2 separate regions of the Homo sapiens genome follow, and region 1 is linked to region 2. Evidence: read pairs that join two places in POLR2A ChIA-PET (ENCODE). Cell type or tissue: MCF 10A. All regions are shown on one strand. Links, peaks and the distances in the headings refer to the core of each region. The heading gives the core; the rest is flanking DNA. Region 1 overlaps CPAP (centrosome assembly and centriole elongation protein). Region 2 overlaps RNF17 (ring finger protein 17).

The links. Peaks named below come from ENCODE experiments on the same cell type or tissue, not always from the same donor. Only the 100,000 strongest peaks of a DNase experiment are listed, where the experiment ranks them.
Region 1: POLR2A ChIA-PET joins it to region 2 with 5 read pairs; 2 of 35 experiments call an interaction of 5 or more read pairs at or near these places.

Annotation. Positions count from the first base shown.
Region 1 is chr13:24,903,807-24,908,210 of GRCh38, reverse strand. CPAP (centrosome assembly and centriole elongation protein) reads left to right here. Exons shown (of 17, transcript NM_018451.5): 5 at 85-193; 6 at 1,018-1,120; 7 at 1,251-2,865; 8 at 4,153-4,285. Among named protein-coding and RNA genes, the nearest start is that of CPAP, 17 kb to the left of the region's middle. In MCF 10A, for the core only: no CTCF peak of the experiment used is centred there; a DNase peak (open chromatin) is centred at 2,750.
Region 2 is chr13:24,851,983-24,856,386 of GRCh38, reverse strand. It overlaps RNF17 (ring finger protein 17), which reads right to left. Exons shown (of 36, transcript NM_031277.3): 25 at 2,243-2,532. Among named protein-coding and RNA genes, the nearest start is that of CPAP, 69 kb to the left of the region's middle. In MCF 10A, for the core only: no CTCF peak of the experiment used is centred there; a DNase peak (open chromatin) is centred at 1,836.

The DNA of each region.
Region 1 (4,404 bases), core at 304-4,303, 52 kb before region 2:
TAGCATAGTAACTTGTAGAATTCTCATGTTTTAAGACATTAATATGCTTTTCTTGAGCTAAATTGTTCTTAATTTTTATCTCAGGAGAAAGTATCTTATGTTGGGAGAAAGTGACAGAACAGATTCAGGAAGCAAATGATAAGAACTTACAAAAACATGATGATTCCTCAGAAGTGGCTAATATTGAAGAAAGGTATTGTTCGTGTTGAAAGTGAGAAATGTGACTATTTAGTACAATAGCTAGCCTTTATTATTGAACACTTTCTTTGTTTGAAAGATCTATATTTTTCTGGTTTTTGCTTGACTATGCTTTTAAGGTTAAAGATACAACCTATTATGTACTGTCAACAACAAAAGAGGTTGAGGAGATATGTCAAGCTGCCTTGACATTGTATTCTCGAAGCTTTTTCACTTAAGAGAAACATCTGGATAAAATCAATTTTCTCTCAAATAGTTAAATCCTATTTTTGGAGAAGGGAAAAATTAAGTATTGACATCTCCCATTTGGTGTCACTTATCAATTATAATTGCATTATCAGTTTAGTTACAGAATTTTAAAATATGGCAAAGATTAAGTATTTTATATTTTAAGTAAGTTGATTATTTTAAAAATTTATTTCAAAATTTTTAATATAATATGGACAAAATGACTTTTCTGATTATTGTTCTCACATTAAGGGCCTTTCTTAATTAAAAAAATGCATATTTAGTGATCTATTTTTGAAATACATTTTAAAGTTATTTGATGAATATGTTACTCCATGTGTTAATCTGTGGTCGATAGATGGACTTCAGAAGGGTTCTTAGGACTCCAAAGTCATGTGAAGAGTGTTGTATGTTTCTTTATTTTAAGGTGTGGAGAGGGATTGTGGCTTTTGTTAGGTTCTCAAAGGGAGGCACTGATTTTGGGAAAAGTTAGTTCTCCATGTTGTCAAGGGTTTCTATACCAGGCACACTAAGTGTAAAATATTCACACATTATGATTTGCATGTTAAATAACTTTCTGTTTCTAATTAGGCCCATTAAAGCTGCTATTGGAGAAAGGAAACAGACCTTTGAAGATTACTTAGAAGAACAAATTCAGTTGGAAGAGCAAGAACTGAAGCAAAAACAGCTGAAGGTCAGCAATTGTGCTCTTCTGATTAAATCATTCTAAGGCTTTAGAGATTTATCTATAATTTGCCTTAAAAATAACTTTGAGATCACTTGGATATACCAAAATTAATTCAAATATTATTCTTTTATTTTAGGAAGCAGAAGGACCATTGCCAATCAAAGCAAAACCAAAACAACCATTTTTAAAACGAGGAGAAGGTTTAGCTAGATTTACTAATGCCAAATCTAAGTTTCAAAAAGGCAAAGAAAGTAAACTAGTGACTAACCAGAGCACTTCCGAGGACCAGCCGCTGTTTAAAATGGATAGACAGCAACTCCAGCGGAAAACCGCTCTTAAAAATAAAGAGCTGTGTGCAGACAACCCTATCCTTAAAAAGGACAGTAAAGCTAGAACCAAGAGTGGTTCTGTCACCCTCAGTCAGAAGCCGAAAATGCTGAAGTGTAGTAACAGGAAAAGTCTTTCTCCGTCAGGATTGAAAATACAGACGGGGAAGAAATGTGATGGGCAGTTTAGAGACCAGATCAAATTTGAAAACAAAGTCACATCTAATAATAAAGAAAATGTAACTGAGTGTCCAAAACCTTGCGATACTGGCTGCACAGGGTGGAATAAGACACAAGGTAAAGACAGACTTCCTCTTTCAACAGGGCCGGCCAGCCGGCTGGCTGCTAAGAGCCCCATAAGGGAGACCATGAAAGAGTCTGAATCTTCTCTTGACGTTTCTCTTCAGAAAAAGTTAGAGACTTGGGAACGAGAAAAGGAAAAGGAAAATTTGGAATTAGATGAATTTTTGTTTTTAGAACAAGCTGCTGATGAAATATCATTTTCTAGTAATTCCTCATTTGTACTGAAAATCTTAGAAAGGGATCAACAGATCTGCAAAGGTCACCGGATGTCTTCCACCCCTGTCAAAGCTGTGCCACAGAAGACAAATCCGGCAGATCCCATTAGTCATTGTAACCGCAGTGAGGATTTGGACCACACTGCACGTGAGAAGGAGAGTGAGTGTGAAGTCGCACCCAAACAACTTCATTCATTGTCCTCAGCTGATGAATTGAGGGAACAGCCTTGTAAAATCAGGAAAGCCGTCCAAAAGAGCACTTCTGAAAATCAGACTGAATGGAATGCACGTGACGATGAAGGTGTTCCAAATAGTGACAGTAGCACTGACTCTGAGGAACAGCTTGATGTTACCATAAAACCATCGACTGAGGATAGAGAGAGGGGCATCAGCAGCAGAGAGGATAGCCCACAAGTCTGTGATGATAAGGGGCCTTTTAAGGACACCAGGACCCAAGAAGATAAAAGGAGAGATGTTGATCTGGATTTGTCTGATAAAGATTACAGTAGCGATGAGTCTATCATGGAAAGCATAAAACATAAAGTGTCTGAGCCCTCGAGATCCTCATCCCTAAGTCTGAGTAAAATGGACTTTGATGATGAAAGAACTTGGACTGACCTTGAAGAGAATTTGTGTAACCATGATGTTGTTCTTGGGAATGAATCCACTTATGGGACGCCGCAGACATGCTACCCTAATAATGAAATAGGTATCCTGGACAAAACAATAAAAAGGAAGATTGCACCAGTCAAGAGGGGAGAAGACTTGAGCAAGTCCAGGAGGAGCAGAAGTCCTCCTACATCGGAGCTGATGATGAAATTCTTTCCTTCTTTGAAACCAAAACCAAAGTCAGATTCACACTTGGGAAATGAACTCAAGTTAAACATAAGTCAAGACCAACCACCTGGTGAGTCAGAGCATTATAAAATATGTATCAGAATGTTAGAAATTTAACATTAATCAGTATGCTGTCAGAATGCTTAAAATCCTAACTTTCCTTATTGCTCAATAGAATTAAGTCAAATTAATGGGTGATTTGTAAAAATTTGATTTATTTTATGGGTCTATATGAGGCTTTAAAATTAATTAGTTTTTAATAAAGTGAGATAACATCAAAGCTTCTACGTTTCCTTTCTTCCCCAGACCTGGTTCAAGTACCCCTTCCTAGAGGTACCAGTATTACCATTTCGTTTGTGTATTCTAAAGAGTCCGTGCATATAAAAGCATATGTGTCAGTTTGTATATAATTACCTTTCTATACAAATGAAAAGACTCTTTTTGTATACTGTCCTGCACCTTGCTTATGATAAATTTTGAAGATTGTTCTAACGCATGTACACACCTACCTCATTCCATTTAACGGATGTGTAGTATTTCTGTTGATGTAACGGACTTTTTAAACTCACCCTGAAAGATTCCTTTCCATTATATTATATTATAAACTAGCAGAGCATAGGTGCTTTAAAATAGAAATTAAAATAGAAATTATAACGTTAATTTTCAAAAATTCTGATTTTAAAAGTAATTTTTTTGTACAAAGTTTGGAAGCTTAAAAAGCATAGAAGCAAAAATATTTACAACTTAACTACCCAAAAGTAACTGCTATGCCATTTTGGGATATTTCATTCCAGTCATTTTTTCTATGTAGTTTTAATATGACAGAGTTGTATAACTTAGCTCATTTCTTTAGCCTTGTGGATCACATTTAGTTTCTAAAAAAGTACTAATTGATAAAAATGCTTGAAGGACAGAAGCACTGGCTATTTTACATTTTAAATAGCAAATTTGATAAAGGGAAAACAATTTGCATTTATTTGATTAATAGTAGGGGTAAACTTTGATTTTGGTGTTGATTAGCTCTTCAGATCTCTTGTGGATTACTTATTCTTAAGCTATTTATATATATTCGTCTTTGAAAAATTGATTTGAATGATTTCTTTTTATGTATCATGTTGATTCCTTGTCAGGTCGATACTCTTTTGAGGTAGATTAATTCTTCCATAAATTCCCACTGATTTCCTCAGGAAAGTTAGGTTTAATTTTTTTTCCTTTTCATGTTTGAAGCATTGTTTCTAATGCATTTTAATAGCACAGATGTTTGCCATATTCTTGGCTCTTAGTGTTACTAGCTAGCTAGTGTTTTTGCTGCAGTAATGCCTTTTTTGAAGTTCAGTATTTATGGCCTATTTCATAGGTGACAATGCTCGATCCCAGGTTTTGAGAGAGAAAATTATTGAATTGGAAACAGAAATAGAAAAGTTTAAAGCTGAGAACGCATCTTTAGCTAAACTTCGCATTGAACGAGAAAGTGCCTTGGAAAAACTCAGGTACGTTTGGGTCTGTAAGTTGGGAAAAAATATGCAGTGACTCAGTTATACCTTTAAGACCATCTATAAACAGTCTGAAACAATTTAAATCAGTCAAACAAATATAATTGAAAAGGAGG
Region 2 (4,404 bases), core at 184-4,183:
GTGCAGTGGCGCAATCTTGGCTCACGGCAACCTCTGCCTCCCAGGTTCAAACGATTCTTCTGCCTCAGCCTCCTGAGTAGCTGGGATTACAGATGCCTGCCACCACGCCCAGCTAATTTTTGTATTTTTAGTAGAGATGGGGTTTCACCACATTGGCCAGGCTGGTCTGAAACTCCTGACTTTGTGATCCACCCACCTAGGCCTCTCAAAAGTGCTGGGATTACAGGCATGAGCCACTGCGCCTGGCCCAAGAAAGGATTTAAAACGAGATACAAAACCAAAAAACAAAGAAGATTGATAAAATTACATTAAGACCTTCTGTTCATCCAGAAACTCCCAAAAGACACTGAAAAGACAAGTAAGAAACTAAGAGAAGATACCTGGAACACATAAAACCAAGAAGGGATAAGTGTTCAGGATATATTAAGAACTATGAATCAGAAAGCAATGACTTAATGGAAAGTGAGCGAAGACATGGATAGGCATTCCAAAAACACAGAAATACAAACGACTCAAATAGAAGAAATGATGTTTACGCCATAAGAAGTCAAGGAAATGCTAACTAAAGCCATAGTGAGAGACAATTTCACATCCACTAGGATAGGTAGAACTTAATCTGACCTTATTAAGTGTTAGCAAGGATGTGGGGTAACAAGACTCTTCATGCACTGGTAGTGATGAGTGTAAACTGTTATAAACAACTTTGAAAAACAATTTGACATTACCTAGAAATTATCCACCAATTTTTTTTTTTTTTAATGGAGTCTCACTCACTCTATTGTCCAGGCTGGAAAGCAGTGGCACGATCTGGGCTCACTGCAACCTCTGCCTCCCGGGTTCAAATGATTCTCCTGCCTCAGCCTCCTGAGTAGCTGGGATTACAGGTTCGTGCCACCATGTCCAGCTAATTTTTGTATTTTTAGTAGAGATGGGGTTTCACCATGTTGGCCAGGCTGGTCTCAAACTCCTGACCTTGTGATCCACCCACCTCGGTCTCCCAAAGTGCTGGGATGACAGGCATGAGCCACCGTGCCTGGCCAATGATTACCAATTCTGTTCACTAGATTATGTGCCCTAGAAAAATTCTGCTTGTGTAACAAGAGACAGGTACAAGAATGTTCATAGTAGGATTTTTTGTAATCACAGAAAATCTAGAAACACATGTGTCTATCAATAGAACAGATACCGAGACATAATCATTCATGGAAATGCTATTAATTCATTTAAAAAATGAATGAAATATAGTGAAATGCGCCAAGGTGGACAAATCTCGAACAGTTTGATGAAAAGTCACAAAAGAATATGTACATTATGGTTCTGGTTACATAAAGTTTGAAAGATGGAAAACCTAAAAAATTTGTTTAGTGACGCACACAGGAAATGATAATTAGCTAATTCAGAAAAGTGGCTGTATCTGGGGTGGCAAAACAGGAGACGTGATCAAGTGGGGCAACACAAGTCTGCTTAGGTTCTGGCGATGCTGCTTCTTATCATGGGCAATGTGTATGTGGCTACTCATCTTAATGTTGTTATTTAAATAATACATTTTATACTCTTTCACATAAATAACATTTTATAGTAACTTCAAAAAATTCATTTGAACTCTACTTTTAGTGATTTTTAATGTGATCAGCACATTGACCCATTGTGGGAGTCATCCTTTGGGATCCCATCTTCACATGAGGAATTCCTATTAGATTTCCCACTTTGAGTAAAGGGGCCTGGACCTTTATTTCCTTTTTCTTTAACTTCATGTAGTTATCACAGTTGCTCAAGGTTCTATAGTTATGAAGCAACTCTAGAGTGATTGCCTTCTTTGGCACATGCTTACCTCCCAGTGTGTGATTTCAGTTTGTTTTGGAGCTTGGTATGTTCTTTACTTTAATGCCAACTCAGTAAGTGTTCATTAAAAAAAAAAATTGGCATCTGATCTGACTTATTTGGGAGGGTTGTTCATCTGCCATAGTAGTGGAAATGGAAATTCCAAATTCCTTTCTTCTTATACTGAGAATAGCACTCACATAATATAATTATATAACACTGCTATGTTAGAATAATGAAAAACTGCATTAAATGATTTTTATGTTAGGCATTATTAAAAGCACTTTGCATGCATTGTGTGAAATCATTTAATCCTCCTAACAACCTTGTGAAAATAACGTTCAAAGAGGTTGCCCAAAGTATTTCAATCCCTGTCGTTCGTACTAGAGAACTAGAGCCTACATAACATAGAAGGTCTCACCTGATAGTTTAGGTACTACAAATATAGTTCCATCATCACCAACACAGCTGACTGTTGCCTCAAATACGTTCATGTTAGGAATAGCTGGTGGCTTATACCCTCTAGTGGTTCTTGGTTCTAGAATTTTCTCCTGAAATTCAGACACTTTCTGTTCACTGATTATGTCAGCAGTTTTCTTGTCAGGGTCAAAGTTAGTTTTAATACAGTTAGTAACTACTGAATCTTCCTGTTCCAGGGGGACTTCCAGAGACTTCTCAGATAATGAATGGCTGTTATCTAAGTTATTAATTCTGTAACATCCAAAAAAGAACACATCTAAACATAAGCAAATATAAAATTCTGGGTAAAACAACATAAAAAGAATCATTCAGATATACATGAAATTGAAAGAAAATATTTGCTCTAATTTGTTACATAAAAATTAGCATCAGTTAAAATTAAAACTACTTTAAATTATGAGACTGATGAGAAAAAGCAATAAAAATTTAAGTAAATGTTTTAAATTTCTATATTTACAGACTATGCTCTCTTAAAATTTCATATGTATATCTCAAGCATTGTACAATGAATTCAATGTTACTAGAAGATACAACACCTTTAAGATGATTTCAATTTAGTCCACACATAGAACAGACATCTGGCAAGCTATTAGCATCCAAAAATACAAAGAAAACATGAGTCTCTTAAAAAACAATAAGGTACTATCCGTATATATGAATATACCATATTCATATATTACCTAAGTGGTAATATGCTATATTTACTCAGTTTTTCTACTTTATATTATTCCCTTCCAATTAAAAAAAATAGGTATCCCTACTGTATAAAAAAATAAAATCTTAGGAGGAAATATTAATATTGATTGTGTTTTAGCGGAATTATAGCAAGTTTCTTTTTCTTCTCATCTCCTGTACTTTTAAAAGGAAATAAGGGCCGGGCATGGTGGCTCACGCCTATAATCCCAGCACTTTGGGAGACTGAGGCAGGAAGATCACCTGAGGTCAGGAGTTCGAGATCAGCCTGGCCAACATGATGAAACCCTGTCTCTACTACAAATAGAAAAATTAGCCAGGCATGGTGGCGCATGCCTATAATCCCAGCTACTTGGGAGGCTGAGGTGCGAGAATCGCTTGAACCCAGGAGCCAGAGATTGCAGTGAGCTGAGATCACAGCACTGCACTCAAGCCTGGGCAACAGAATGAGACTCTGTCTCAATCAATCAATCAATCAATCAATGGAAATAAAGCATTTATGAAAAAGCCACATAATTCCTCAAATACCCTGCTAGTCCCCCAACCCACCGCCGCCTTAAGATAGCTAGTAGTTTTAGTCTGTAAAAGCAGTAAAGAACATTACAACTGGTAGCAGACAATGTCAGTAGTATTAACTTGCCTAGCATTTTCCATTCTAACATTTCTTCTATCAAGGAATTGCCTTAGCCTAAAGGCAAAGCAATTAGCTGTATGCCAAAGCCCGGGCAATCCAGGCCACATCTCCCATATCTAGCCTCATGTCCCACTTTCTTTCTGACTTCTAATTCTCTTTCCATTTCATCAGGACTGGGATCCCTGTTCTAAAGAAGGTAAGATATAAGTTAAGGCAAACACATCTACGGAGATCTGGCCATATATGGTACAAAGTGGCTAATTGGGACTTGTGTCTCCAATTCCAACATACCTCTAAATCTCTAGAAAGAGAGAGAAAAGAGGCCGAGCGTGGTGGCTCACACCTGTAATCCCAGCACTTTGGGAGGCCAAGGCGGGCAGATCACGAGGTCAGGAGATCGAGGCCATCCTGGCTAACACGGTGAAACCCCGTCTCTACTAAAAATACAAAAAATTAGCCAGGCGAGGTGGCGGCCACCTGTAGTCCCAGCTACTCAGGAGGCTGAGGCAGGAGAATGGCGTGAACCTGGGAGGTGGAGCTTGCAGTGAGCCGAGATTGCGCCACTGCACTCCAGCCTGGGTGACAGAGCCAGACTCCGTCTCAGAAAAAAAAAAAAAAAAAAGAGAGAGAGAGAAAAGATTAAGCTAGAGCCACAACCATATCCTGATCCTGTCCCTGGACCAAAGGTGCTTAAACTCCAAACATAGAACCCGAAAGGATCTTTAAACGTAAATACTGTTCAATTATTTATTTGCTACTCATCCTGTTTCATATAA